Linked DNA regions of Homo sapiens: region 2 is linked to region 1. A link is a loop called in an ENCODE intact Hi-C map of the cell type or tissue named here. Cell type or tissue: dorsolateral prefrontal cortex. All regions are shown on one strand. Each heading gives the region's core, and the rest is flanking DNA. Links, peaks and the distances in the headings are about the cores only. Region 1 has its middle 35 kb from the start of HSPH1. Region 2 has its middle 73 kb from the start of LINC01066.

Region 1 (15,699 bases), core at 3,240-11,239:
CTTTGTAAAAGTAGAGTAAGAATTTAATGATATTTGCAAAGCAATATGAGTGCAATATCTTTGCAGATTTTTATAATTTCTCCGACACTTTAACAGTGGTTTCACATATCCTCAATTCAGTATCACCCTTCAGCTAGTCTTTTCAAAGTCTTCACCTTAACTTTCACAAAGTTTTTTTTATGAATTTCATGAATTTTCATTTTATTTAAATAAATTTATCAGCACAATGAAATGCATGACGGGCACAAACAGGTTTGAGAACAAACCTTGTTCTAAGCACACAACTCAATCCCTCACCTGCTGGAGCAGAAGTATACCGGCCACTTTCACCACCTTCCAGGCATTAGTGTTCAGAGGGCTGTGGGCATTTGGCAGGGTGTTGACAGAGAGCCAGCTAATCCATCAACTCACCTAAGACAGTGTCTGCTGCAGCGATCCTTTGAGCAATGGATTCCCTAGAAATAAAATCAACACTTTCCCTGGGCAGCTTGGCTGCGGGACCAAGGACAGAGAGAGAGAACCCAGGAGGGAGGAAGGTGATGGCCCTGTGGTCAGCCCACGCATGTTAGTTCTACAAGATACCTCACGTACATTGTCTTAGTGTGGCCCAATTTCTCAAATAGCACACACCTTATTCAATATCAACAACATGTTGATGATCTTCCACCCAGGGATATCTCACCCATTTAGGTAGGAAATCACTAAATTCCATTGTTAGTTCTCACAACGTCCCTGGAGATGTTCTATTTGTTATCTCCACTTTACAGATGAAGAAACTGAGGCTTAGGGAGGACTTGTAATTTGCCAAACTTAAAACACCAATATGTGGCAAGGCAGGAATAGGATCCCACTTCTCTTTCTGCCACCCCACCGTGATAAGGCCTTGGAGAAGGGCTATTATAGGAGCATACAACGGAAGGGGTGTTGCTTACAAATGCTCCGAACACTTTGAAGATATGGACAATCGGCACATTGCTGTGGAATCAAGCATGTCCTTGCAAACTGCAAGCCAAATGATGGTGCTGGTGTTAACGAACAGACTCGCAGAGGCTGGGTCAGCTTACACAGAAAGAAGGAGAGAGATGGCCGGAGTGAGGTGCTTCCCAGGCTGTGCAGGATGAAGTGAGGCATGGAGAGGCGACTGGAAATCATCTCCAGAGAGGTGGGGCCAGGATGACCCAAGGGGATGTGTGTGGAGAAAAGTGGGTGCAGCCACCTCGAGTGCTCAAAGAGAAGGAGGGACGGATTGAGCAGAGATTGTAGGTCAGGCGAGAGGAACCAGAGAACAGGCAGAAAACAGTGCCACAGAGACCAAATATGCTCCAGGAAAGGGTGGTTGATACCTGGTACCCTCGGTAGATCAAGAGCATTCAGATCTGGTCTCAAGGTTTTTGTTGAAAATTCTTCATGAATATTTTCAAGGAAAGGTTGTTCAACATTTCCCTGTGCGATATTTGGCGGCCACCACTCAGTGCCAGGCGCTGTGCAGTGATACAACCACGGATGGAAAGGAGTCTGTGTCCTGAAGGAGCTCACACATCCCTGGCTGTCCCCTGACAGGATCGGAATGCAAAGCATGGTGGGGGTGCTCACTTGGGAGGTCAGCAGGGTGCCTTCCCAGAGGGAGAGAACTTATGCTGAGACCTGAAAGATGAGTAGGATGTGGCCATCTGAAAGGAAGCCTTAAGAGAAGGAAGAGCTGCTACCATGCGGATGAACCTTGAGGACCTTATGCTAATGAAATGAGCCAGTCACAGAAAGACAAATACTGATTCCACTCGCAGGAGGCACCTGGTGTCTTCCAATTCATAGAGACAGAAAGTAGAATGGTGGTTGCCAGGGGCTGGGGAGAAGGAAATGGGGAATTGTTGTTTCATGGGTGTAGAGTTTCAGTTTTGCAAGATGAAAAGCACTCTGGAGATGGATGGTGGTGGTGGTTGCACAACAATGTGAATGTACTTAATGCTGTGGAATTGTGCACTTAACAGTGGTTAAGATGGTAAATTTATGTTATGTGTGTTTCACCACTTTTTTTTTTTTTTTTGAGACAGAGTCTTGCACTATCACCTGGGCTGGAGCACAGTATTGTGATCTTGGCTCACTGCAACTTCCACCTCCTGGGTTCAAGCAATTCTCCTGCCTCAGCCTTCTGAGTAGCTGGAATTATAGGCACCTGCCACCATGCCCAGCTAATTTTTTGTATTTTTAGTAGGGACAGGGTTTCACCATGTTGGCCAGGCTGGTCTGGAACTCTTGACCTTGTGATTTGCCCACCTTGGCCTCCCAAAGTGCTGGGATTACAGGCATGAACCACCACACCCAGCCATTTTTCCACAATCAAAGAGAGACAGAGAAGAGCCTGAGGCAAGGCCACTAGGCAAGAGAGAGGGGATGTTCTGGATCTGGAAATTTCTAGTAGTTCAATGTGGTTGGCACAGAGCTGGGGGTGGCAGCGGCAAGGACAAGATGATGAAGGGAAAGGGTTTGAGGAGTGGAAGCAGATGGCTTTCCGAGGGGTTTAGACACATCCAGGAGGTAGGAAAGAGTGGGCAACATAGGATCAAGTAGAAGGGATTGACGGAAATATGTTTTTGCTGATGGAAAATGTGCAATGACCATGCTCTACCTGGGGTCTTTGCTTTAAGCAGGGGAAGCAGGGGGCCCTCAGGTGCCCAAGGAATCTGCACCCTGTACTTACCTGGTTATTTCCCACCAGGCTGCTGCTGGGGCAGAGCAAGCCCTCCTGGAGAGCACCTGTGCCAGGGGTGGCCCAGCATTCACCAGACCTTCCAGGGCCACGAGGTCGCCTGCGTGTCAGGTCTCAGGGAGAAGCCAGATTTGTCTGTTACTGGCTCAGACTTGTTTAATTTAAATTTTCTTACACAGGAAGAAGAAGGAAGTGAAGCTGCCCAGAAGGAGTCCTGATCATAAAGCAATTTCCTTGTCTGAGTTCTAAAGAGACCCAGCTGCTATTTTCTTTTCTTGGCAAATTTTTCCCTGTGCAATCAAAAGGTCTGACTGAGATTAAGCTTTGCCAGACAGGAGCAAAGAAGAGCAAAACAAGGAATGATTTCAGCCACCGTGGGCTTCTTCCCAAAACAATTAGAGCTTGAATTTAAGTGAACAAATCAGATTTGAGGTTTTTCTTCCTTGGAGGCCGTTTCATTGAGCAAAGAGCACAGGGCTGATGAGCTGAGCCGATGGCTCCCCAAGCAGCTCTGCCACAGATCGAAATGCCACCTACAGCATCTGCCTATAGGTGGGCTGAGGACAGTGGGAGAGAACCATGAGGCTGTTGGTGAAAAACACTGGCAGATTTAAACATTAACTTTGTGCCAGGCAGGCCTTGCTTCAGAGCTTAGATGTATTTGCATTTATTCCTAATAACATCTTTGGGAATAGATACTGTTATCATCTCATTTTACCAACCAGGAAACTGAGGCTCCCAGAAGTTAAGTGACTCACCAATGGTTAACAATGAAATGACCCAGGAGAATCTAGAGCCCGCGCTCTTAACTACCAGACTCCAGAGTTGAAGGAAATCGGCTCTGGGAATAAAATTAGGAGGCCAGTTGCCCTCTTCTTCCCAAGGATGGCCCCAGAGCAGCCACTTTAAAGCTGTAAGTGAGCAACCTCAGAAAGAATAATAGTGTGGCTGCCAGTTCCCAAGCACACAGTGTGCTGATCTCTTCACCAACATTGTGGAATCCTCACCGCAGCCTAGAAAGGGAACATCCAGTTTTACAGATGAGAAAGCTGGTCCTCAGAGAGATGAAGGTTTTGCCCAAAGTCACACAAACAAAAAAATTCACAATCCAAACCTTTGTTTGTTCCCAAACATTGAGCTGTCAACCTCCACCTATAATTCAAAGCCATCACTTTGCAAATGGAGACCGCAAGGGGCAGAGAGCCCCTAACTGCAAAGCTAGGCAATCTCTTGGGCCCTCCTCCAGTCCAACACTTGCCAGTACCCGCTCCCCACTCTCAGGTCCACCCATGACCTGTACCCCTCCTGGAGCAGGGCAAGGGGACCCCTGTCCTGGCCATGCGCCTACCTAACCACACCTCCTTCTCCAGGTCGTGGAACCGGGAAATCCCATGCCCAGACCACCCCAAGTCCATGTTCAGAACCTGCACGGCCTCCTCCCACATCCATCAGTCCCAAGAAGGGCCACACAGTCCCAGGCCCAGAGAAGTGGTTAAGGGGCCAGGGTTTGTTGGGGTGCGGACTTATACTGGACATGTTAGCTGGGGTGGGGGTATTCATGCATATGCACATTAAAGCCTCCACAGTGCAGAAAGAAGCTGGGGTGGAGGGAGAAGGAGGAAAGTAAGAGGCTGAGAGCCAGGGGCTGGCTCTCCCTGCATTGCTGCAATTGCCATGGAACTATGAGGACCCCGAGAATTCGACATCCACACTGGCCATCTGGGGCCTCAGGGAGCTGACAGTGTAGGAAGACAGAACATTCAGCATCTGCTAAATGTTGACCTAAGAGTTTCTCAACTTTCTCCTAGGACCATGGGAAAAACCATCACCAGGGACGTGAAAACCTCATCAGGACGGTCTTTCCATCTCGTGCCCCTGTGTGGTGCTCTCTCATGCAACCTCTCTCTCTGTAGACCAGGTCTCCCCACACTTCAGGAAGCATGGCCACAGCAGCTGCCAGGTTTCACTGGCAGCTTTTGCTCCACAGAGAGACTGATTTTTGACTTCTCTTGGGTTCCAAGTCCCAAATTGAAGCTTGCTGGCATATCTCTGGTCAGTGCTCACTTTGACCCAGCCAACTGAGGGCTGTGGGCTGGTCCCTCAAAAAATGGTTGCCCGATGGAGCCCCAGGGATGAGGAAGCCCAGCCATTACTGGGAGAGGAGGAGGATTCTGGGGCACAGACAATATGTGCGTGTCTCATGCATCTCCTGAGGCTAGACAGTTGGTTGCCATTGCCACGAGACTATCAGACTATGCCTGTCTGCCTTCCTGCCTGACTTCTTTTTTCTCTCTCTCTTTTCCTCTCCCTCCTTTTCTTCCTTCCTTCCCTCCTTTCCTTCCTTCCTTCCTTACTTCCTTCCCTCCTCCCTTCTTTTCTTCCTCCTTCCCTTCTTTCCTCCTTTGCCTTCTCCCTTCCCTCCTACCTTCCTTTCTCCTTCCTGATCTGGATTTGAATTCTGAGTTTTCTCTTTCCCAAGCTCTAGAGGCATAGAGGAGACCAGGTCCCAGCTCTGCCATGCTTGCTGATGGGTCTGGGCATCTTTCTTTCTCCCCTGAGTCTTTATTTCCTCAGCTGTTAGTGGGGGGCATTTCAGCTCCTCCCCCAGTTTTTCCCCCTCTGTTGCTGAGCCTTTGAGCCTCCTAAACAATCAGTCTCAGTAGTCCAGACCCCTTTTTCCAAGCTGCTTTTTATAAACCTTTCAATGGTGGATTTCTCTCGCTGCTCAACGAAGTGTTCCTTTTTCATCCTTGATTTTGGACCGCAGCATTTCGAGTTCAATCTCGGGGTCATGGCCTGTCTACTCAGTACTATTTTAAGTTGAGAGATCTGCGTTGATGCTGTTTCTCTGAGAGCAATGTTCCCTCCATTAACTAATCCCTCGAGGAAATAATGCCATTATATGAAGCCAGCAGTGTTCAAAACAAAACCCACCTCTATAAATCATGCCAAGCAGGGTTCCAGATACCTCCAGGTGCAGCTTCCAATTGGTCTGACCTGGATGGGAGGAAATGGAACCGAGAAGTGACACATCTGACTTCTTCCTGACCCAGCTCCTCTTTCTGCCCCCTTCTCACTCCCTCCTGCCTCTGCAGCCAGCATCCTGCTTTCCCATCTCCCTCGCGTCCATCACAGCAGGGGCAGGGACAAGTGTAACGATTACTCTCGGTTCCCTGCATTAAAGTGGGGGCATGTCAGGCAGGGGAGTGGTTCCCTGAAGAAATGAGTTTGGGAAATGCTGGATTAAAGACAGTTCAATGGGTCTGTTAACCTCAGTACTTTTCTGAGCTCTTAATGTTTTCAAGTGCCTGGTAAATCCCCAGGAAAGGAACAGTTTCCCAAACTTACAAGGAGCCCCTTATTCAAGCTGTGTTTTGTGGGATGAGTGTTCCAAGCAATATCCTTTGAGAAATGCTGTCTGAACTGCAACTCATCTGCATTAAGGCACTCCTCCATTCAGCCTCTTATACATTGTTTTCTATCTAATCGTCAACTTATTTTGCTTTGACATTGCTGAAGAGCTTCCACATCTCATCTTTCAATTCTCCCTCCCAACAATCCTGTGAGACAAATGCTGTTCCTCAGAATTTGCAGATGAGAAACTGGAGCTCAAAGGAGTCTCCTTTTCCCAGTTCTCACCTCCAGGAAGCCCAGAACCTGGCTGAGCAAATGTGATGACTACTGGTGAACATATGAGGAAACTGAGGCACAGAGAGGTAAGCTGTTTCAGTTTGCTAGCAAGCCTGGGACCGATGTTTCTGGCTTCCTGGATCTGTCATCTTTCACTTTCCATAAAGAAAAGCATGAGGCTTGTCAGCCAGCAGGCAGGGAGGATGGGAATGGGATGTCGTCAGAAGAGGGGACCAGATGGGATTCAGCATGCTGATGGCTGGCATTGGAGCAGGGGTCCCAGGAGAGTCTGAATATGCCCTACCATTAACCCCTTCTCCTGGTGAGATCCCAGAGGAAGACATGCAACGAGGAACAATGGAAAATGGAGCCAAGGCACCATTTTATTGTGAGCTGGGACACCTGGTAGTCCCCTAAAGCTGGAGGTTATCTTGGGCTCAGAGCCTGGGCAGGGTCTTTCCCTCCTCTTCACCCAAATCTACAAGAGGCTGAAGACCCTGGTATGAGTGACCCCACCCACTGGTAAATGAAGTCTAGTCAGGATCCTGGTCTCTAATCAGTTGTACTCGAGGAATGGAGCTGCCTTCTCTCCTCCTGTCTAGGACAACTCAAAGTAGCACCACTTGTCCAACTCTCAAGCAAATGTTTGTTTGCTTTTCTAGGATGCTTTGGTAGAAGGTAGGGGACCATCAAGGAGGGACCATGCTCCTCACCCCCTACTAACAGCTGAGGAAATAAAGGGGAGAAAGAAAGATGTCCAGACCCATCAGCAAACATGGCAGAGCTGGGACCTGGTCTCCTCTACCCCTCTGGAGCTTGGGAAAGAGAAAACTCAGAATTCAAATCCAGGCAGGAGGGAGTGGGAAGGGGGCAGAAAGAGGAGCTGGGTCAGGAAAAAGTCAGATGTATCACTACTTGGCTCCAGTGCTCAGAGGAGCCTGGCTACAGCTCCTAGAAGCTTGGTCAGGTCCTTCTGTTATCAGCACAGGGGATAGGATCATTCTTCTCAACCCTGGAGGCCAGTCTGTCTCATCTTAACCGTGACTACTCCCCCTCGCTCAGACTCTCTTCCACCTCCTGTTCCTCATCCCACCCCCTCCTTTCAGGAGCTAAGGTTAAGTCTGGGCCTGCCTTCCCCTTGCCATCAGTCCCAAGATCCCAAAGACTCTATTTTGTGGCTTAGATGCTAGTCTGAAATAACTTGGCTGGTATGACATATTGTACCTTCCCCTGCCTCTCATCTTGAAGCACACCCTCCTGTCTCCCTTTTCATTTCTGCCCTTGGTGGAGATTCTCATGCAAAGGTGTCATTTTTGTGCACCTTTATTATCAACAGAGGTATGATTGAAGGCTTACAAATTTAATCGCTGGTTGGATGTTCCTGGACAATGACAAAGCAAGCACATCTTGTCCAGGAGATTCCTCTCTGGTGAAACATGGGAAAACTTTGCAAGAAAGATTTAGGCAATGTTTTTTCTCATCCATTTGGGAATTCCATAGCGTGCTGAGTAACGGCCACCCAAAGATCCAAGTTCTAGTCCCTGGAACCCATGAATATGACCTCATTTGGAAAGGGGTTTTGCAGCTGTGATTTAGGATTTGGGATGGGGAGATTACCCTGGATTTCCTGGGCGAGCCCTAAATGTCATAAGTGTCCTTACAAGAGAGAGGCAAAAGGACGTAAAAGAAATACATGTGGAAAAGTAATGGAAAGAAGAAATAAAGGGATGTGGCCACAAGCCATGCAATGCAGGGCAGCACCAGAAGCTAGAAGAGGCAAGGACGGATTCTCCTCTAGACCCCTCGAAGGAGCACGGTCCTGCTGACACCTTGGCTTCAGACTTCTGGCCTCCAGAATTGAGAGAGAATAAATGTGGGTTGTTTCAAGCCACTCAGTCTGTGGTCATTAGTTATGGCAGCCCTAGAAAGATGACACTAAGACTTCTGGAATGGAGCACAGTTTTCTTTGGAATATGGAATCTGGCCAGTGCTTATCCATCAATTATTTCATTTGCTCATTTAGTTCACATTTCACTTATGTTTCAGGCTCTGTGCTAAGCTCTGGGGACACAAATAGGACTAAGAACCTATTCTTGTCTCCAGGAACACACAGTCTAGCAGCAGAGAGAGTTACAAACACATTATAAAGTAATGATTTAAATACAATAGGAGAGACACAAAGAGATCTCCATAGAGGGGTTGGGGACCAACTGGAACATTGTCAGGAGGTCTGGCCAGGGATTCCTAGGGAGGGAGAGGCCTGAGCAGCAGGAAGATGGACAGGTGAAGGCTGGTGGAGGGTGGGGTTGAGGGGTATGTGTGGTGCAGTGTGCCTGTGTGTGTGTGTGTGTGTGTGTGCATGCATATGCATGGGGTATGTGTGATGCAGTGTGTATGTGTTAGAGAGAGAGCATATGCACATGTATGTACACCTGAGGGTGGGAGGTTGGGTGGGTTTGAGCAGGGCTGCCATGGCCAGGGATATAGGATTTGGGGGTACATGGTGTCCCTTGGGAGTAACCCCTTCCTCCTTGAAGCCATGGTCCTGCCCCAACATCTCTACCACCTCTGAGGAAGGGCTAATCACCATTTTTAGGGACACTTTTCAACCAGTGCAGGACCTCCCCAACAACCACAGAGGATAGTTTCAGACTGAGGACTGCTCTTCCTTGGTTGCCAAAACTAGCTGTGATGCCCCCACCTCTCTTCCTAAAAGCAAGAGATTTATGAGCTTATGTAGGAAAGATGCACTATGTTAGAAATCTGAGCTCTGCACATGTCACTCCTGGGTAGGTCTCAATGACCTTAGAGCCCCTGGCCTGCAGACCTGCTTTCATGGGCCAGGGGGAGCCCCCAGACCAGTGTGTGCCCTCCAGTCCCCACCGCCATGAAACAAAGAGTCTGCCATGGATGGCAGTCTACATTGGGCCAACGTAGACTCCTATTTCCAAGCCTATTATCTCAAAAAGTCTTTGTGTCAGGCAATTTTTTAACTTCTGTGAGGAATGGTTTTATAGTTCATTATTGGCTAAAACTCTGAGGAGCATGGGAAGGGGGAGAGACTGAGTGAGTGGCTGCAGTTGATATCTCCAAGAGGTTCCTGATATGGTTTGGCTGTGTCTCCACCCAAATCTCATCTTGAATTGTAGCTCCCATAATTCCCGCATGTCATGGGAGGGAGCCAGTGGGAGATAATTGAATCATGGGGTCAGATCTTTCCCATGCTGTTCTCATGATAGTGAATACGTCTCATGAAATCTGATGGTTTTATAAATGGGAGTTCCCCTGCACAAGCTCTCTCTTGTCTTCCACCCTGTAAGACATGCCTCTGCTCCTCCTTTGCCTTCCACCATAATTGTGAGGGCTCCCCAGCCATGTGGAACTGTGAGTCCATTACACCTCTTTTTATTTATAAATTACCCAGTCTCGGGTATGTCTTTATTGGCAGCATAAGAACAGACTAATCCAGGTCCCAAGTAGGAAATGGGCAGAGGGGAATGGGCTAGCACTGGGTGAGGCCAGATGGACAGAAGGGAGAATCCAGGACACCCTGTGGGTTCTTTCCATTTCGATGGTGGCTGAAACAGGTGCCTCTGACTTCCAGACCCTGTTGATTCAGTGGGACCAAAGACAAGCATATGAAGACCATGATAAGTTGAACAAGGAGAGAACCATCTTCCTCTGACACCACAGCATTCATCACCCAAACTCCACCCCAGACTCTTGTGGAATGCATTTATTGTTCCAGTTTCCCACTCAATTTTCTAATTTTACACATGGGAGAGCATTCTCCAAATGCAATGTCCTTTGCTTCCTCACACTCATTCAGCTGCAACTGCTCTCAGAAAACGCCAGTTAACTCTGTGCTTCAGTCTAGTGCACATTCTGGTCTTCATCTCCTTTGGCCACTTTGTAGCACTCGTCCCTCTCCATCCCTTCCTCCTTTTTCTCCCTTGGCTTCTGTGACCTCTACCACCTGTTTCCTTCCAGCTCTCCCACCACTGTTTCCTCAGATGCCTTTCTTCTGCCCTGATTCTTAACATAGGCCTCCTGAGGGTTTCTGTTTTGAACCTCAATTCTTTGACAAATCCTGACTGAGCATCTACTAAATGCAAACCCTGTGCTAGGCACTTGGGCTATTAAAAAATGAATAGAACTGAGCCTCTTCCCTCTCACATGTGTAGATGAGGCTAAAAGCTCAGTAGAGGAGGGTGCGTATGACTCAGGTGCATGGGGGGCACACACAGGACAAAAATCCTTCACTTGGACTGCGTGCACAGCTGGCTTGTGTGTCTGCACCGAGAGCCCGGCTGTCCACTACGACTGCAGTCTGTATTTCAGCTCTGCTTTCTACCGAGTTCCACACCCGGGAGACTCTGCTCACTGGCTGGCTGTTGGCTCTGCACACACCTCAAATTCAACATGTGTCACGGTAAACCTGGCTCTCCCTCACCTTCTTCTCTGGCTCTCTCTCTGCGTGTTCTCCTTCAAGGAAGGGCACCGTTTTTCACCTTGAAAAGAGAGACTAAAGTCAGAGAGACCTGGGAGTCAGCCTGGACTCCCCACTCCCTCTCCCCGATTCAGAGCCACACAATAGCAGGGCAGGAGGCGCCATGCACAACACAGATGAGGACATCAGCGCCTGGGGGTTGGAGGATGAGCTTTCTGGGCAAACTGTGAGGGCCAAAGAGCCCTGCTCAGAGCAACGGCTTGGTGAATTGCTCAGGTTACTAGGCATGATTCCCAGTGGTGGGAAAGGAGTAACGAGTCCCTGCTTCCCTCCTTGGGAGCTGGGAGGTTCTCAGCATCTTGGGCCACCCTCACTTTGTGCAACCTCAGGGTCTGCTGCTTACACATGAGGTCCTAATGCCTATGGACTCAGCACTGAAGAAACATTTCCTGGCCAGTCTCCTCTGTGCCATGTTGGGAGAATGCACATGCCCTGGGATGCAGGGGAGAACGGGAAAAACTAGGTTACGTGCCGGGCAGATGTGCAGCTGGGTCTGCCCAGCATCCTCCATTCTCCTGGAAGCAGCATCCCACTTGCTTTGATAAATATTCTTCCCTCTACCTACTCATGGTTAGAATGGCAGCAGTCATGTTCTTGCAGAGCTCACTCTGGGCACAGTTTCGTCCCTGGGAGGGATGGAAATTTCCCCCTGGGACTTCTTGCCCCTGGGAGGTGTGTTAGTGGTGTCTGCTGGGGACTGCTGTTGCAGCTATGCTTCCCAACCTCCCCTAGAAGCAAGTTATCAGCAAGGATAGTGGAGAGGATTCCCAGTGTTCCAAAAGCCCGGCTGCCCTGAGTTATGCACAGACTGGTTAGTCAATGCTTGCTTTCACTACCTGCCATCCTTCTGCTTATAAATCCCCTTTGAACCAAAGTACTTTTAGGTGGGTTTGTGACATTTTACAACTGAATGGCCTAACTGGTACAGTGAAGGTGATGCCCCTTCTCCGAGGCCCAGGGCTAACACCTGTAGGGAGGAATTCCAGATGGGCAGGCAGGCACTCATGAGGAGTGTGACCAGAACACACCAGCTGTGTGTGGAAAATACATCAACCCACCTGTGTGCAGAACACACAGTATATGTGCCATAAACACATGAAAGCCATAGCAACTGTAGAGTCAATATCTGCTATTCTAGATTTTATTCTTGTGGCTGTGAAGCAGTGGGAACTGTTTATTCCTGGACTTGTATCACCCAATCATGGAGGAACAGTTATGACTCTGATCACTAGAACACTCCAGTAGTTTGTTAAGGTTAGGTCAACAAATACATTCAATATAATTTATGGCAACCTTTTGGTTGATGGGCCACATTTAATAATGCTTTTTGACATAAGTGGATACAAGTAATGCCTAAAAACAACTATCAAAGAAGCATTGTCTAATTCCTCTAACAAAGTAATCCTTTGGATAACATGCTTATGTATAGTAGCTATAAAATCTCCAAAATTCTCAAACAAAATTTACATCATTTTAAAAGTGTTGAGCTGATCATCGTTACCAAATAAAGTATATAATCTTTGTATCCTGGATCCAAAAATACAGTTGTAAAGGACATTTTTGATGGACAACTGGACCTGGAAATACTATTGTGTCAATGAGATTTCTTGGGTTTGATGATGGCCTGTGGTTCAGGAGAAGGTCCCTGTCTCAAGAAGGCACATGGTGAGAAGTGTCACAGTAACTGGTCACATGTTCACTGTGCTATTCTTTCAACTTTTCTAAATCATGGGAGCATTTTTTTTAAATGCTAGTCTGGTATTTGTCATTGTTAGAAGGGAAAGGGGTATTATTAAAAGACTTGAGAGATTTTATTAGGAAACCAAACAGCTTACACACCCTGGCAATAGTTTACATCTCTGGGACTGGGAAAATATTGTCCTCTGCTTATGGACTGTAAAGTCACAATTCTCCAGAGACACTTTTGGCACCCTTCGGCTTTTGAACGCCCCCAAACACTCAGACATGGGCAGTCAAGAGGAGCCACAGGCACCTCAGCAATCATAAAGACTCTTGGGTTCCTGCTAAACGCACAGCAGCCTCCTGGTTCACCAAGCAGGAAGAAAGCCATGCTCTGACTCCCTGGCAATGTCTACTTAAAAAGCCACACTTTCACAGAAACCACGAAGGGGGTAAATAAAACATCAGTGTGTTTGTGTGCAACGGTGGCAATGAGAAGTAAAAAGTGAACGCTGATATCGGAGAAGAAAGCTAACACTGAAGAGGTAGACGAGGGAGCACCTCCCCAGCCAACATAACTTGTAGAACTTCCTGGGTGTCCACCCTGTGCCAAGATCACTCAACACATCATGTGCACAAATTCCTTTAATCTTCAACAACCACCTTGTGGAGGCAGAAACTGAGTTTACAGAGGAAACCAGCTGGAGAGGTTAATGCCAAGGCCATATGGATTGTGAAAAGTGCAACCAGAATGTAAACCCAAGTGTTTGACTTAAAAGCCAAACAACCACTTACACTTTCCAGTACTCCTTCCCTGCTCAGCTGGGCCAGTACTGAGTGCAAGAAGGGGTTGTTTCCCAATTCTCCATGCTTTTCTGTATTTTATTAATAATAAGAGCCAGAAGCAAAAAGGAACACATTGATAGGAAACCCCTGGGATTGTGTATGTGTCCACGCGGGGGACGATGTACGTGTCTGTGCAGAGGATGTTGGGGGGTGAGGGGTGGTGGTGATGCAGGGAAGCAGCCCCTGAAAGCACCAGTCCAACAGTGAACTACAGCAAGATACTCAGCTGCCTTCATTCACTCGGCTACAGAGAGGCTTATTCTCAGTGGGACTCAAAGCTTCAGTGATTAATGCAGAAGTCAGTTAAACATGTACAAAACCTATAGAAAGGTGCAGAAAGCCATTTTGCATCAATCCCAAAATTCCTCCTGTGAGAAGCGGGAGAGGTATAGGGAAGTTGGGTATATGTAAGTGATACTTGAACATCTATAGCCAATGTGAAAAGGATAATTACAGAAAAAATGTAAATGGATGAGTCTATCATCCGTTTATCTACAGAATAGATCATCAGTGCTTTGAAAAGGAAACTTCAAATTCTTAGCACTGAGACATCAGTTATCAAACAGGACACCCCACATACAGTCAACAGCCCTGTGGTTGTCATTGGACTCACCTGGGAAGCTTTTAAAATCCTGATGCCCAGGTCCCATCCCAGACCAATTACATCAATCTCTGAGAGTATGTGTCAGTATTTTGTACAATTAGCCCCTGAGAAATTCTAATATGCAACCAGGGTTAAAAGTCAGTTTCTAGTCCAATGCTCAATGAAAAGGTATGCTTTGTTGTTTGTTTCTTTTTTTAATGAACAATTGCAATTGTCTAAGCCAGTATCTCTCAAACATTTTGGGACACGATCTTCAGTAAGCCTGGACCTAATTTATGCCAAACAGATAAAAGCATCAAGAAACAATCCTTGGCTGGGCGTGGTGGCTTATGCCTGTAATCCCAGCACTTTGGGAGTCCAAGGCGGGCGGATCACTTGAGGTCAGGAGTTTGAGACCAGCCTGGCCTCATACGTCTTTTAGTAGACACATGGTGAAACTCTGTCTCTACTAAAAATACATAAATTAGCCAGACGTGCTGGTGCATGCCTGTGATCCCAGCTACTCAGGAGGCTGGGGCAGAATCGCTTGAACCTGGGAGGCGGAGACTGCAGTGAGACGAGATCGTGCTATTGCACTCCAGCCCAGGCGACAAGAGCAAGACTCCGTCTCAAAAAAACAGAAAACAAAAACACCAATCCTCACCTTAACTCCTTATGATGCATTGATATTTTGTTTCATTAAATTTTTTCTTTTTTTAAAAAAAAATACTGGTCTCGATCGGCTTTACAAAACACTGGACTAAGAATCTGCATTTTGTAAAGAAAAGCTTCAGTGTTTCATATAAACATGGGTTTAGAAAACCGGATACAGCCTGGTGAAAAAACAGCAAATCTTAACATGGTTGGATTTTATGGCTAATTTCAGGGAAGAGATTTTGAGTCCTCCCACGGAGTTTTCAATGACGATACAAGTGCATTTTCACAGTGCTAGTCAACTTTCATCCCTGGCTATGTGCATGCCGACTTTGATCGCTCCGCCACCGGAGAGAACATGGGCCTTACAGTTAGATCTAAGTTCTAATTAACATATATTTTAGCTTGGTCAGAGCGTCACCCCATTTTCCCACCTGTAAAATGGGGGAAACAATGCAACAATGCCTTTCTGAGAAGATCGTTGTGAAGCCTGAGTGAAGACACCTGGCACAGTGCCGGATTGCTTAAAGATACTCAGAAAGGGCCATTTTACTTCCTTCTCTTTGAGTGTTATTTTGAAGTTCAAAGTCACTTTCCCTGTAACTGAAGGACAAGGGACATTGTTGGTTGTCACAACTGGGGTAGAGAGGTGCTACTGACATTTGATGGGTAGAAGCTAGGGATGCTGTTAAACATCCTACAAGGCACAGGACAGCCCCCACAATTGATTAGCCGGCCCCAAATGTTAATATGCCAAAGTTGAGAAACCCAGCACTAGAGGAATCCACCATGGCAGAGACTGGCCCTGTCAAGGTTATATAGATTTGGATGAGGAAATGGGGATTCACAGAAATTGGGTTAATTACCTAAAAACCATAGCACTTAAGGGGCCAGCATGAACTCTTGAACATGAAACAAAATCTTTTCCAACCCCAAAAGATCTTTCCACTATACCATACTGCCTGCCACCTGCCCTGAAGCAGTATAAGAACTGTCAACAGGCCCATGCTATGCAGTTCTAAGAAAACTAAACCACAAGTGACTGAAAAGCTGTTATCCTAGAGCTTTCAAGTATGCTCCCGTTCTTAT
Region 2 (15,699 bases), core at 2,454-10,453, 58 kb before region 1:
GTCTTGTCTAAATTAAGGAAATATTGGTGGGCAATACAGAAACTATTATCAGAATGAAAAACAAATTACAATGAAGTCCTTATTTTAGAGACTTTGTCCCCATCAATTAATACACTCACAAGTGACTGAATCCACATTTCCATGAAGTAATTCCAAGAAGTTTAAAGATTTTTCCTAGTTTTCTTTCTTGAAATACGAATGCATGTTTCAAATCAGTTACCTTTGATTTCTGATCATCATCACTATGTCCGTAATCTCACTAAGCCTGTAAACTTGGCTGGTTTTTTTCTTCTGCCCCATTTTCTGTCCCAGAAATTAACTGTATCCACAGAAAGGCAACAGAGATGGTGAATGGTATTACGAAGGACAGCTTAGTGGAAGAGGGCCAGAAAAAAATTTTATTTGAGGGAAATTCAATTGGGAGAAGATCAATTGACAAAAAAAATGAGTTGAAGGATTCTCAAAGTATCACAAAGGAAGCAGAAGGCTGAGGAGACATACTTATTATTTGCTCTATGGTTGGAGAACAGACAATTCATAAAGAAACAATATCAGACTTTTCAAACTGCTTCTTGAAAATTGCTTTTCAAAAAGAGATGTTTCATTTAACCAGTGAAATTAGATGCTGTGGGGTATTGTTATGGAAGCCAAGTAAATTTACACAATAAAATAAATCTTAAAAGGACAATTCCACAGGTAAAATGGAGGTTGTCAAGTACTCAGCATTAGTCTCTGAGGCGCCATCCTCTGAAAGCTGAAACAAGGCAAAGCATCTTGAGAGTTCTGAAGTGTGAAGATTGAGACCTACTCAAGCTTCTAACTTTCTGGACTGTGTGAACAGGTGAGGAGAGGATGCAGGGACTTGTGTGGAATGTTCAAGAAACTCAGCAGTAAAGAACTTTATCAGGCAAAGAAAGGCCTGATGGAAAAGCATCTCCAAGACATGAAGAAGCTTGACAGGAAGTTCACCTGGAGAGAAAGTGAGTCCTCACGTAGACTCTCCCTCACTCCTCCATGAGGTGAGAAAGTCCAGCAAGGGTTACGCCAAATCAGGAGTGAGTGCTGAGTAATTGTTGGTTAGAAACCAAGAGTGTCTGACAAGACTACTATGCACAGAAGATTACCAAGAAATAACTTTGTAGTGGATCAAAACGTACAAACGTAACACTTAAAAAGTAGTCAAAAGTGGCTGGGTGCGGCGGCTCACACCTGTAATCCCAGCACTTTGGGAGGCTGAGGTGGGTGGATCACATGAGGTCAGGAGTTTGAGACCAGCCTGGCCAACATGGTGAAACCTCATCTCTACTGAAAATACAAAAATTAGCCAGGTGCAGTGGTGTGCGCCTGTAATCCCAGCTACTCAGAAGGTTGAGGCAGGAGAATCGCTTGAACTCTGGAGGCAGAGGTTGCAGTGAGCCAAGATAGCGCCACTGCACTCCAGCTCAGGGGCAACAGAGCAAGACTCTGTCTCAAAAAAAAAAAAAAAAAAAAAAGAAAGAAAGAAAAAAATATAGTCAAAAGTAATGAGTAATTTAAACAAGACAATGTACTGCCATGATAGCAATTAAAAAGTGCAGAGGAAGAGAACTTTATTATGAAATGCTTAATAAAATGGGAAAACAATTACTAAGGGGAAATGCCAATATGGGGACTGCCTTGAAGAAGACAATGCATTTCCATAATTGCTGCTAAACTGTATAAAAACATCTTGCCTACAGGTTTCCATAAGGCAGAGATCACCATTCCAGGTTATATCTACTGTAACATATTCACTCATCTCAAAGGATCCCTCACAACTCTAAAACAGTCCCACAATTCTATGATTTGTTGAACCATGGGAATGTCCATTGTAGACTATTATGTATAGTTAATCCATCCGTTATGAATGTTTTAAGCTGCAATCCAGACTGCCTGGGTTTGAATCCTCATCCTGCTACTTGCTAACTTTGGCAAGATACTTATCTTTCTGTGTCTCAGTTTCCTCATCCCTAAAAAAGGAATAATGAATAGTGCTTATCTCATAGAGTTATGTTTAAGAGGAAATGGATCAAGAGGCCAGGAGTGGTGGCTCATGCCTGTAATCCCAGCACTTTGGGAGGCTGATGTGGTTGGAGCACACACTTCAGGTCAAAAGTTTGAGATCAGTCTGGCCAACATGGCAAACCCCTGTCTCTACTAAAAATACAAAAATTAGCTTACTGTGGTGGCAGGCACCTGTAATCCCAGCTACCAGGGAGGCTGAGGCAGGAGAATCACTTAAACCTGGGAGGTGGAGGTTGCGGTGAGCCAAGATCCTGCCACTGCACTCCAGCTTGGGCCACAGAGCAAGACTCTGTTTCAAAAATAAACAAGTAAATGGATCAATAACTATAAAGGTATAAAGTTCTTGGAACAGTGCTTGACACATAATAAGAACTTAATAAATGTTTGCTATTATTAAGTAACAGGGAAAAATGACTCATAGAGAATAAAAGGGTTTTCTTTTAACAAACATGTCCGGATATAGGTGGTTGCCCACATGGGTTTAGCTGATTAATGATGTAGTCAAGAGTTTTGAGTCTTCATCCTCTCATTTCACCATCCTTAGCCTCTTGACTTTTTGTCTTTCACACTGTGGCCTCAGGGTCTCAAAATGGCTGCTGTAGCTCCAGACATCTCAATTGTGTTTGGAATCAGGATGAAGAGTGCCAACCAGGGGAGAGGAAAACCAGACAGACAGACACACACACACATACACATACAGAGAGAGGAAAGAGAGGATGTATGTCTCACACTAGTTTCACATTTTATTAGACAAGAAAAAGTTTTCCCAGAGCTCCTCCGCTGATTTCACTTCATTTCACTGGCCAGAACTGGGTCACAATAGGCCCCTGAGATTAGGAGATCTGTGCCTTGATTTTGTTGGGAAGAGGTGGACATCCATGGCGTCTTCCACAGTTCATCATTCCTCATTGCACCAACTGCTTTGTTCCTGCCTTGGCCATGGAAAGGACAGCCTGTCTCAGAGCCCTCATTTGAGTTAATCAATTATTCAAGAACTTTTATGACATGGGACTTCACAGATGCCACCATTTGCCTTCATACATGTTGACTACAAGCAAAGTCCACTTCTTTGTGGGACTGACTTCAAAAGTGCAATATCATATTTTGAAAGGCCGCTCAAGCCCTTACTGGAACACACAGGTTAGTCCTTGGAGCCCTCACCCAGTCAGTTTGTTGAGTCCTCCTCACTGCTGGGGCTCGTGGGACTCTAAAGGAAGCACACTTGCCTTCAGGCTGTACACATCTTATGAGAAAATAAGAGCAGCACACATCAAAAATGGCAGCTACATGCTCGACTTTTCTGGAATCCAGAAAAGAGAGAGCTCAAATGGTCTGGCATATGCAGAGAGGCCCTGAGGATGATTATTGAGGCCTCCGAGAATGAGAAGAATTATATGAGTGAAGGCTATGGGGGCAGGGGGTGATTCCTGACCTAAAAGAGCCTGAGAAAAGGCTCCTAGTTAGAATGAGAAGGATGTGTGATGGTGAGTCATTCTCATCTTTTGAGATTTTTATGTTTTTCCCCTTAGAACTTGGAAGAAGATGCCCAAAATTAAGAACATGCCAAACATTACCATTAACAATGCGGTGCCCTCTCCAAATATAAACTATATCCATTGGAAAGTGCATGGAGACTGGGTTACTCAGGTAAAAAAAAAAAAAAAAGTAAAAGTAAGCTAGAATTTGTGGTAGGATGAGGTGGCTCATGTCTGTAATCCCAGCACTTTGGGAAGGCAAAGAGGAAAGATCTCTTGAGGATAACATGGCAAGACCCCGTCTCTACAAAAAATGTCTTTAAATTAGCCAGGTGCGGTGGTCTACATTTGTAGTCTCAGCTATTTGGGAGGCTAAGGCAGGAGAATCACTTGAGCCCAGGAGTTGGAGGTTATCTGGAGCTATGATCACACTCCTGCACTCCAATCTGAGTGACAGAGTGAAATATTATCTCTGGAAAAAAAAAAAAAAAGAATTTTCCAGCCTGTCCTCTGTCTCTCTCCAGATATATCCCACAAGCAGTCAAATAAATAAGAAATAGTAAGTATTCTTTAATAAGTCACTGCTGGTCTGGAGATAACTTCTCAAACCTAGCTGAAAACAAAAATAAATATTCCGTGAAATACACAGAATAGTATAAAGAATGATACACATCTGTTTTTCTGAAGCTAGTGAAATTAATCAGTTTGAGTTTTGTGCTGTGATTGGCTTGGGAGGGCCTTATCCCAGGTGTCTTTTGAGTCCGAAGGTAGCAGATGGCGTTTCCTTCCTCATGTTGGAGTAAGAGGCAACTCAAATGGCCAGAGTGTCTTAGGACCAGTAATGTGATTACCAATGTGAGATTGACTCCCTGAGACTTCTATTGGCTCTGAGAAGCTATATTTGTATTTCTCAAATGCATAAAGAAGCAAGACAGTGTCCTTTATGTCAAGAGAGCCCAGAAACCACGTGCAGAGTGGACATGGCAGCCGAAGGAACAGGAGGGGAGCAGTGTCCCGAGGATGGCTGTGATGAGAGCAGCCAGTGGGGGAGCACGGTCTCATGCCCACGCCTCTTAACTCTGTCTAAACACATCAGGCTTCGGCCAGGCAGAGAAGGTTCTTAATTATGAAGCCATATGTAAGAAAAGAGTGGTGGGAAATACAATACAATGAAAGGAAAAACGGAAACATCACCAAACATTTGATAAGTGAAAAGGAAAATTAAAGGGAAAGGAAAATTAAAGGGAAAGAAAAATTGGGCCAAGAAAATAGCATTTGTCTAAAAGATGAAAACCAACAAAGTGAATACAAAGAGAAGAAAATTAAGTACCAATCCTGCAATAGAACAGAAATGTGAATTAAGAAAGCTAGGTACAAAAAGAAAACAATAACCTGAAAAAAGAAGAAAGAAAAAAAACAAAACAATAATCTGAATAAACAAGCATACGTAGTAATATGACATGTTTCTCAAGGGTAGCTGGAATGTAGAATGGGGTTCTTTTTTCTTCAACTTTATTGAGGTACAATTTATATCATAAAATTCACTCATTTAAATGTACAGTTTATAAGTGTAATGAGTTGTGCAAGTATTACCATAATCCAATTTTAGAACATTTCCATGACCCTGATAAGATTCCCTCCTGTAGAGATGGGTTCTTGCTATGTTGCCCAGGCTGGTCTCAAACTCCTGGACTCAAGCAATCCTCCTGCCTCAGCCTCCCAAAGTGCTGGGATTACAGGTGTGAACCACTGGCTCCCAGCCACACCCATATTCCTAATAAGGACTTCTGCTGGGAAAGGTGGTCTGAGAGGAGAGGAGCTCCTCAAACCCCACGGAATCTGGTCCCATGCAGCTAAGACTGCCCCTGGCCCTTTCTCAGGGTCCTGCCCAAAAGCCCTGGTTCCCTAATTCCCGCACATTTGTTCCAGAGTCCAGCTCTTGATTTTCAAAGACGGGGGTCGGGGGCAGTTTTATTCCTCCCGGTACGATATTCAGCATAGCCTCCAATTTAAAAATGAGTTCTAGGGAAGGACAAATTGTTTTCTCTGTAAAAGCCCTGCGGCTATGCAGGCAACATTCAGATTTTCTCAGAAAAATCTAAAATAGCCAGTAGAAACTTGAACACGGACTGTCAGAAAGGATACCCAGGCATTGTCTGTTCTAGTGTTCTCCTCAAGCGAGTGTAACGGGAAGAGACCATCACCCACTCCACACTCCACCAGGCTACCTACACGGGTCTGCCCACACAGACGTGTGCTTTTTTGAAACGTTCCTATCTTTTGAGCAAGTGGTTCCTTTCTTCCTCATGAAATGCATTTTGAAAGAATGCTTTAGACGTTTTTACAAACTCTTGTGACCTGTGGGGTGATTTTATTAATTAGCATTTTCTCACTTTTTTATTTCTAGCTGAACTACTAGGATTCTATGAAAGCTGTCATTTCCAGCTCCATCCATGGGCCCAGCGCTCTAGTAATAGGTACTGCTTTTACGCCTATCATGCTTGTGATATGCTCTTTTGGGGTGTTGGGTCCTCGGATGGCTCCCATCTTTGTAGTTTCAGCATTGCGACAGGCATCCCACACTCTGCTAATAACTCCCAGTGCAGCTCAAAAATGTAGCATCCTCCACTGCTTAGTTTGCCTTTAGTTTCATAAGCTTCACACCACGTGGCCGCCAGGGAGGCAGAGTGAGGGAGGGCACTCCTACCACGGGCTTCACACACACTGAGAGCTCCATTACTGTATGTTGACTTGAAATCAAAGCAAAATCCACTGCAAGTCATGTCAGGCTATACCATTTGAGCACCCCTAATGTGCTACATTATGTGAAATATACAGTGATATTGACATGGACGGTTGATATGGGGCATTTGTATGAAATGGAATTTGGAAATTTTTAGAAAATTTTAAGAAAGGCATGCTGGATGTGAGAGCCATAAGTGAAAGCCCAGAACCTGAAGACACGCCGAGTTTCTGGAAGATAGACTTAGAGCAAGTGAATTCCCAGAAAGGCCCAGGGAGAACCCAGCTTCTGACTCACCCTCAATCTTACAGCCCCCAGTGAATCACTAAGTCTGGGCATGGACTTTACCAAGCTGATCTCAGGTCAAAGGAGTGGGGAGGGTGGCAGGGTGAGGCTGTGCTATTCATGTGGGAGTCAGTTTGTCTGGACTAGACTGAGGACACACTCCCTCAGCACCTGGTAGACTTTAAGAGGTCAGACTGATCCAAATTTGAACCAGGAATCGAATGCCTTTACGATGGACCATTCCGTGGATCCCAGGAATCCCTGAAATGGATGCAGACCTCTGGCCAGCCCTGGATCTTCCTAACTGGAATGCTTACTTAAGGGCAGGCACTGTACAAAGTGCCTTACATGTATTACGTTATTTAATCTCCATAACAACCTTATGATTTACAACCCACTTACTATTCACTCCATCTCACAGGTAAGAAAACTAAAGTACAGAATAGTTAAGGCATTTCTTGGGGCCTTTCCCCCCACCACCCCCTACACTGCATTGAGAAAAACCCAGCTCAAACTGACTTGAACAAAAAGGAGAATTTTTTGGACAGCTTATATAACACAGGAAGGGCAGAAAAGCAGCTCCACAGAACAGGGACTCCAATGCTGCTTCATCTCTGTTCCTCCCTCACCTGATTCCCTCTGCACACCGCTCCCCTCAGAGGGCCATGAGCCTTTGCCCTGCTAAACTGCACAGGGACTGGCTGATGCTCTTGGTCCTCAACCACCCCAGGAAGGGTCCTGTTGAACCAGTCTGGCTCAGGGACAATGATGATTCAGCTAACCTAGAAGAGCAGGGGTGGGACGATTCAACTAACCCAGAAGATTAGAGTACAGGAGGGGTGCACTCTCCACAAACAGGGACAGGGAGGGGAGGTTCATTGACGACAGAAAACATGAAGAATGGTACCCTGAGTCACACAACTCAGCTATGGAAGGCTGGGCACATGAACCTCATCTGTCTCCAGAGCCTGTGCATTTAACCCTGGGGCCCACAGCAGGGGCATTACTTGGGCATGTGTTAGAAAGGCAGGGCCTCAGGCCCCACCCCAGAACTGCTAAAGCAGATTCTACCTTTGAGAACACCTGTGGGTGACTTGTGTGTGCATGAGGCATTCTTTAATCACAATAATCTATCATGATGCTTCCTAACAACTTGTCTCTTGAAGACCTTCTTAATTTTTCACACTTACTGTATTAAACTTTATATTCATATTGTGAAGCTTTCGAGAGTATGTTGGAAAGCCCCATCCAGATAGCCAATGTCACTATCATCACATTTAATTTTCAGTTGATACTGATGATGATTCTTTACATGTGTTTGGCTTACTAATTTTAAGTAATTTTCATGTTTGTCAGTGACTCTAAGTCTTGGGTGCCCACTGGAATCATCTGGGGACTTTATAACAGCTCGTTCCCTGGGTTTTATGCTCAGAGATTCTGATCTAATTGGCCTGGGCATTGAGACTTTTAAAAGCCCCTGCAGCGATTCTAATACACAGCCAAGAGCAAAAACCATTATTCAAGGGGGTACAGCCCAGGTATCTGTATTTTTTAGGCACTTCCCAGTGACTTTAGTTCGTAGCCAAGGTCAAGGACCACTCACATGCATTACATGATTTCGTCTTCATGGTATCCCATTGGGTATGAATTGTGCTCATCACCATTTTACAGATGAGGAAACTTAAGCCCAGATAAATTTGCCCACAAGGTCACTTAGCTGAAAGAGAAGGAACTGGGACTCGACTCCAGTTTTTCTGACCCCCAAAGCCAGGATCCCACCTGCCATCCCCTAGACTTGGGCTGTTAAAGCCCTTCAGGTTCCGGGACTTATACTGGGACAGCCTAGTATCAAAGGGAGATTCTGGCCCTGGAGCAGAATAAATCTCTGATCCCAGGAAAAGGAAATGTTATTATTCATCCCTAGGGCATTGAGAAGGTGTAACCTGAGAAAGCTGCCTGAGTTGCTGCCTTTGGTCATCTTTAGGATCTTTGGTTGGGCTCCCTGCCTACCTGAGCAAAAGCAGAAACAGCAGCAGCAGCAGCAACAGAAGACAGGAATCCCTGAAGAGCCCAAACACAGATGGTCCTGCCTGCTGCCCGGCCAGGCCCACCCACTGGGGAGGAGGCAGAAGCAGAGAAGGTCAGCGTTGTGAATTTATAATGGAGAGGATGGTAATGACTTGGGTCACTCTTGCTGGAGATCTTCTCCAGATATTTCATTCACTGGGATTTTCTTCCCTTTTTTCCTAACTGTAACTATCTTTTAGTTACCTTCTCTCCCTCCTCTCCTCCTCCTCCCAGCTCCACTCACCAGCCCCACCCCTGGACTTTAAGGGCCTGGTTTGAACTCACCAAGTGGTGCATTTGTAATGCACAAAATAGTTAACACCATTTTAAGCGACTCAGCAGTCAGCCACCCACACAATGACGCCAGCCATTTCTTTTTTGATGCCTTCCAGCCTAGTGGTGCCTGAGCATTTCTGAGCCTTTGAGAAGGCTGAAATCCTAGTTTTCTCCTTCTTTTTATCTTTTAAAATCTAGTCCCATTTGCCACTGAACATCTGAACATCATGGAGGATATGTAACAACTCATGCCCAAGGTGTCAGCCTTCCGTGGAATATCACCTTGTCGCTTTCCTGCTAGAAGTCTGCTCTGAGCCCCCTCCAGCTCTCTGGTTTATGGCCTAGGAGTGCACATCACATTATCTTTCAAGGAAAGCATCCTTTATAAAGTTCTGATTCACTGACATTTAAGTCACCAAAGTGTTAGAAAGAGATACTCAGTGGTCAAAGAGATTGTTGGGAACACTCATTAGACTTCCTTGGAACTAAGAAATTCGGTTTTCCAGAAAGATAATGGATTGTGTCCTAAGAAATGGAAATTCAGCCTTTGGAGGCTGAAGCAGCTCAAAATCCAGTATTTGTTTGGACACATCAAAAGCAATGACTTCAGAACAAGAAAGTCTTAGTTTTAGCCCCAGCTCAGCCACTAACAGAGCTGTGATGTTAGGCCTCAGTTTCCCCTCTGGCTCAATCAGACAATTGGGTGTGAGCTCTGAGGACCCTTCTAACTCAGATGCAGACTCCTTCTTCTAAAGAAAGTGTTCTGTCCATCTCTTCTTCCTTCTCACATCACAGAAACCTGAGGTCACTACAATTGCTTACAGCTCTAAACTATTATGATTTCATTGAACAAGTCTCTCTTGAGAACTAGACAATCAGACTGTAGAAAGGATTCATGCGGATCGACATCATTCTAGTGACTTTTTGTTGAGTATTTACCATGTGCCAGGCACCATGCTAAGATGAGATACTGAAGCTCAGAAAGCCTTTGGAGTGAAACTCCTGGCAAAAGTTGCCTAGACTCAACCTTCCCAATTCCTCTCCCCACATTCTCTCTAGGAACCCCTCCAACCTACTCTGTGTCCCCACAATGCCACCAAAACCACTCTCATAAGAGTCACCAGTGCCCCTCCTGTTGCTAAATCCACCTACCAATCTTCATCTCATCTGTTGTCAGCATTTGAAGCACCTAATCACCCAGGCTTTCTTCATATACTTCTCTCACTTGAGTTCAAAACCCCAACCTGTCTTGGTTTTCCTTCTCTCCCCTGGTTGCTGCTTCTCTGTCTCCCTTCCTCATCCCTCCACATCTCCCTGACTTGATGTTGGAGCCCCCAGAGTTCAGTCCTCGTTCATCTCTGCTTCCATGTCTGCATCACTCTCTTACTGATATCTCCCAGTATCATTGGTATCTGTCAGCTCCAAATTTGTATCTCTAGCCCAGGTCTCTCCCTGAATCTCAGCCTGGTGTTTCCAGTGATCTTGGCTCACACATGGTTACCTGCACTTGGATAGATAATGGAAGTCAAAATGAATTCCAAACCCGAAACCCAGATCTTCTCCCTCAAACCTGTTCCACCAACTTCCCTGTCTCAGTTGGGGCTAAATCCGTCCTTGCGGTTGCTCAGGCCAAAAACCTAGTGGCCACCTTTGACTTTTCTCTCCTACAACCTGCATTCTACTGTTGGTTCCACAGTCATAATATACCCAGAACCTGCCCTCTTCTCTCCAGCACCGCTGCTACCATCTAGTACCATCATGATCTTCTCTTTTCTGGATTTCAGCAAGCACCTCCTCGCTGGTCTCCCTGCTTCCATCCTGCCCCTTCAGCCTATTCTCTCACAGCAGCCATGGAGATCCTATAAAACTATAGGCCCAAGCCCTCCAGATCCACCAATGGGCCCCATCTCACTCAAACTAAAAGCCAGAGTCTCCCAGGGCCTGTGTGACTCACCCCATTCCTTCCCTTTCTGGCCTCGTCTCTGACCTCTGTTCCTCGCTCACTCACTCCCAGCCACTCCAGTCTCTTTAAATATATTTAGGGCCTTTCCACAGTTTCTCCCCTCTGTGTGGAAGATTCCCCCTGCAAATATCCACAAAGCTTACTCCCTTGCCTTTTTCAAGTCTGCTCAAATGTGACTTCTCAATGAGGCGGACTCTGCTCACTTTATTATCTGTTGGAAATGCCCACCCCCTAGTTCTTGGCATTCCCAATCCTCCTTACTTGTTCTATCCTTGTTTAAATCCATTCATCTAATCACCTTCTCATATACTATATTGTTTACCTGTTGTGTTTGCTGTTTATGGTCTGTCTTCCCTCAAAGACAGGGATTCTTGTCTGTTTTGTACACTGTTGTGTCTCAAGTGCTTAGAATAGTGCATGGCACATAATAGATGCTCAATCAATACTTGTTGAATGAATGTGTTTGTGAAGTTAAAATTCAGAGCTACACCCATCTCTCTCCCAAAGCAGTGGTCGGAAGCAGCACACTCTGGGAAAGCCACAGGTAGGGACAAGCCCATCAGGGGTTTCCTCCTGTGCCTGTCTCATATCTCCCCATTCCCCCGATATGGTTTGGATTTGTACCCCTGCCCAAATCTCATGTCCAGTTGTAATCCCCAGTGTTGGAGGAGGGGCCTGGTGGGAGGTGATTGGATCATAGAGGTGGATTTCCCTTGTGCTGTTTTCAGGATAGTGAGATCTCTCATGAGATCTGCTTGTTTAAAAGTGTGTAGCACCTCCCCCTGCTCTCTATTCTTTCCCTGGCCATGTAAGATGTGCCTACTTCCCCTTCCACCATGATTGTAAGTTTCCTGAGGCCTCCCCAGCCATGTGGAACTGTGAGTCAATTAAACCTCTTTCCTTTATAAATTACCCAGTCTCGGGTAATTCTTTACAGCAATGTGAGAACAAACTAATCCACTCCCTACCCCCAGTGTGTCCCCACGGCTCCCTGTGCCCATATCACTGCCATCGCCAGGAGTATGTGTATGTCCACTATGTACCATGGCATCAGAATCCCACCCCTAATTGGTTACTGGAGGGTCATAACCCTGTCAGGAGCAAGAGGGGTGACTCACCCCATTCCCATGGCTCCCTTTGGAGAGTTCCTGTCCCCACTTCAGGTGACAGCCCTTCCACAGCACCTCCTAGACTTTAAAACTTGGCTTAAGGTCAGCCACCTATTCCCAAATAGGTTTACCTCAGGCGAGGAGGGGAAATGGTGATAGAAGAAACCAACAATTGCATAGAGAGCTCTGCAGTCAGGAAGTGCTTTCAAGTGCTTTTGTTTATTTAATGCCAGAATCTCTGGCTTCATTTTTGTTATTAATGAACATGAAAGGGGATGTGTCTTGGTCAAGTCCATAGATAAACCAGGGCTGGGCCTTGAGTGTCTTCCTACCTGCAAATCTGAACAGGGTTCTGTTTTGTGACAACAGATCCGTGGGTTCCCATCATACTGTGGATGCAAAGAGGTAAGAGACAGGGAAGGGCAGGCAAGAGAGTCTCCAAGATCCACCTCGAATCATGAAAAGTGAAAGTCTGAGCTTTGAGGGAACACACTCATCTCACTGCCAACCCTGTGGGGAGCTCTGGGCCTATGACTGTGGAGGTGGCATCTGGGCTGGCCCTGATGCTATAAGCCACAGTGGACAGTCAGCATCACCCTTCCACCAGGGCCCCAGTTTCTGAAGACTTACCTGCTGGTTACTGTGCTGGGGATCTGACTCGCCTTGAATCTGCTCTAGGTTTCCATGGTGATTACTTAAACTTTTCATCATCCTTCCTTTAGACCTTGGAGGAGAGCTATGCTCTCTGGTTTCCATGACAACCATTTAACCATGTGTCTCTGTCTGGCTGTTTCAGAAAAGAACTGCTAGAAATCATGCAAATGAACTAGCTGCTCTCTCCTTCCTTTAAGAAAATAAAAATAAAGTGACACACCTGCTTAGAAGTTTCAGATCTCTGCTCATAACAAGAAGGGTGACTGTGTCAAACTGCTGTTTGAGGAAGGTTTATTGCATTGCTTTGACACTTTAAGTGCTCACCCGGAGTCTCAGGCTGACTCTGCTGTCTTAAGCAATTACACTCACCACTTATCCTCCCTCCCCACTGCCTGGCAAATGAAGAGCTGCAAGTTAAAGGCTGTTTACCTTCCTACTGTTTGTTGAAGGAGAAAGGGAAGGACAGGGCCAGAGTGACCAGCCAGTCACCCTACCCAACTAGCCATTCACCACTGTGGAAAGATGCCACAGACAGCATAGTTGTTACCTCCGGTCACTGTCAATAGACTGGCCAGGGGTGGTCCAAGACTCAGATTGCAGCCCCAAATTATGTGGAAATCACACACGTGAGTCATTGGGAAATGACTTGACGCTCTCTATCAGAACTCATGGAAGAAAGAGCAGCCCTTCTTGAGGTCAGGTCTTTGGGCCAGTCAGAGAGCTCAGGAGAAGTAGAAAGATGAGATATCCTGCTTCAGTTTGGACAACTGTCCCCTCCAAATCTCATGTTGAAATTTGATCCCCAATGTTGAGGTAAAGCCCAATGGAAGGTGTTTGGGGCATGGAGGAGGAGCCCTCATGAGTGGCTGTGATGCCATCTTCACAGTAAAGAGTGAGTTCTCACTCAATTAGTTCCTGTGAGATGTGATTATACAAGAGAACCTGGCACTGCCTCCTCTCTCTTGCTTCCTCTCTTGCCATGTGATCTCTGCACACACTGATTCCCCTTTGCCTTCTGCCAAGAGTGGAGGCTGCTTGAGGTCCTCACCAGGAGCAGATGCTGATGCCATGCTTCACATACAACCTGCAGAACTAGGAGCTAAATAAGCCCCTTTTATTAATAAATTATACAACCTCAGTTCTTCCTTTGTAGCAACACAAACAGACTAAGAGAGCACCCTTTCCCCTTCCTGGACACATCCTTGAACTACAGTATAGTGACATGCCCCTAAACCCAGGGTCCCAAGAGGCAGCATGAGCTAAGGCAGCCATGGATAAGCACAGTATTTAAAACATGTTTTGTTTTGTTTTTTTTGAGACGGAGTCTCGCTCTGTCACCCAGGCTGGAGTGCAGTGGCATGATCTCGGCTCACTGCAAGTTCCGCCTCCTGGGTTCACGCCATTCTCCTGCCTCAGCCTCCCGAGCAGCTGGGATTACAGGTGCCTGCCACCATGCCCAGCTAATTTTTTGTATTTTTAGTAGAGACGGGGTTTCACCGTGTTAGCTGGGATGGTCTCGATCTCCTGACCTCGTGATCCACCTGTCTCAGCCTCCCAAAGTGCTGGGATTACAGGCGTGACCCACCGCGCCCAGCCTTAAAACATGTTTTGAAACCGGGTAATATTTAAAGTTCTGGAACTTTCTAACAAAAATAGAGACTTCCCACTAATCTTGAAAATTAAGCAGATCTGTGTTAGAGTTCTATTTGACAAGGGTCTACTGGATGGAGCTGCACTCATCCTTCCAGATTAAGCATACATTCACTCTGGTTGAACTTTTCTATTTATTTATTTTAAAAAAATTTAGAGAGAGGATCTTGCTCTGTTGCCCAGACTAGAGTGCAGTGGCATGATCATAGCTCATTGCAGCCTCAAACTTCTGGGCTCAAGTGATCCTCCTAACTCAGTCTTCCAAGTGGCTGGGACTGCAGGCATGAACAACCACACCCAGCTAATTTGTTTCATTTTTTGTAGGGACACGGTCTTGCTATGATGTTGCCCAGGCTGGTTTTGAACTCTTGGGCTCAAGCTATCCTCCTGCCCAGCCTCCCAAAGTGCTGGGATTATAAGTGTGAGCCACTACACCTGACTGAAACTTCCTAAACAGAAAATTCTTCTCCATGATTCCTGAAAAATATTTGGACTGGTAACTTGTAGTAACATGCACAACACTCAAACAAAACCAATTATCCCTCAACTCATAGCTGAAGTCACACATGATGGAAGAGAGTTCTTATCTAGGGATGAAGGGAGTGGGAAGCTGAAGATTGTTCTTCTACCTTCTTCCTCCAAGGCACTTTCAGTCCCCTTGGACAAGGCAGAAGTCAGCAATCAGAGTAAGCCAGATGGTGTGGAGGGGAGATGGGAGAGGCCCTGATGTGTGTACTGAGGATTTCCTTCATGACCTTCTGGTGAGAATGATGTTTAAACCTATGGGAGGACCTTTGATTGCTTCTGTTTGATGCTACTATTTTGATTCTGTTTTCAGTAGATTCATAAGCCAATAAGTCATTTGCCTGAAAATACCTGCCAAAAGAATTGTAGGACAAAATTGCTGGTTGGTTGATGGAACGCGTAGGTCAACTCAATGAGCCTCAATTTAAGAGTCAGTCTGGATTTTAGGCTTGGTTGTACCATTTCTTGATGACAAGCTTCTTAACCTTTTTAGGTTAAGTTTTCTTACCTGTAAGTCGGAGATGAAGATGGTTGCCTCACTGAGTGAGGCTCAAACAAGATTGTTTTTGGAGAGGGCTTGGCACTAGGTAGAAATTTAATAAAAGTTTTCTCCAAATACAGTGACTTTCTTTATGTCACTTTTCTTTCCCAGGTGACTCTTCTTGTCTCTTATTAGAGGAGGGAGAAACATCTTGTTTTTCCTACCCGCATCACTTTTATTCTTCAGACTATCTGTGGTTTAACACCTGGGGGCGAAAGAAGAAGAAAACACTAGTCATCACTGAAAATGAACCTGAGACCTTTAAAAATCAGCAACCTGTCAGGAAATTGACTGATCATATTAAGAAACTGTATATCGTTTTCCTGTGAATATTGTTAGGGTGCACTATGGGAACAACAAATGTCAAG

Evidence for each region. A loop is a pair of places that touch in the nucleus more often than their neighbours do. Peaks named below come from ENCODE experiments on the same cell type or tissue, not always from the same donor. Only the 100,000 strongest peaks of a DNase experiment are listed, where the experiment ranks them.
Region 2: it touches region 1 in a loop (13-fold over the local background); 1 of 110 quality-filtered maps calls a loop at or near these places.

What each region holds. Positions count from the first base shown.
Region 1 is chr13:31,118,665-31,134,363 of GRCh38, forward strand. No RefSeq gene overlaps it. Among named protein-coding and RNA genes, the nearest start is that of HSPH1, 35 kb to the right of the region's middle. In dorsolateral prefrontal cortex, for the core only: no CTCF peak of the experiment used is centred there; no DNase peak of the experiment used is centred there.
Region 2 is chr13:31,061,406-31,077,104 of GRCh38, forward strand. No RefSeq gene overlaps it. Among named protein-coding and RNA genes, the nearest start is that of LINC01066, 73 kb to the left of the region's middle. In dorsolateral prefrontal cortex, for the core only: no CTCF peak of the experiment used is centred there; a DNase peak (open chromatin) is centred at 6,177.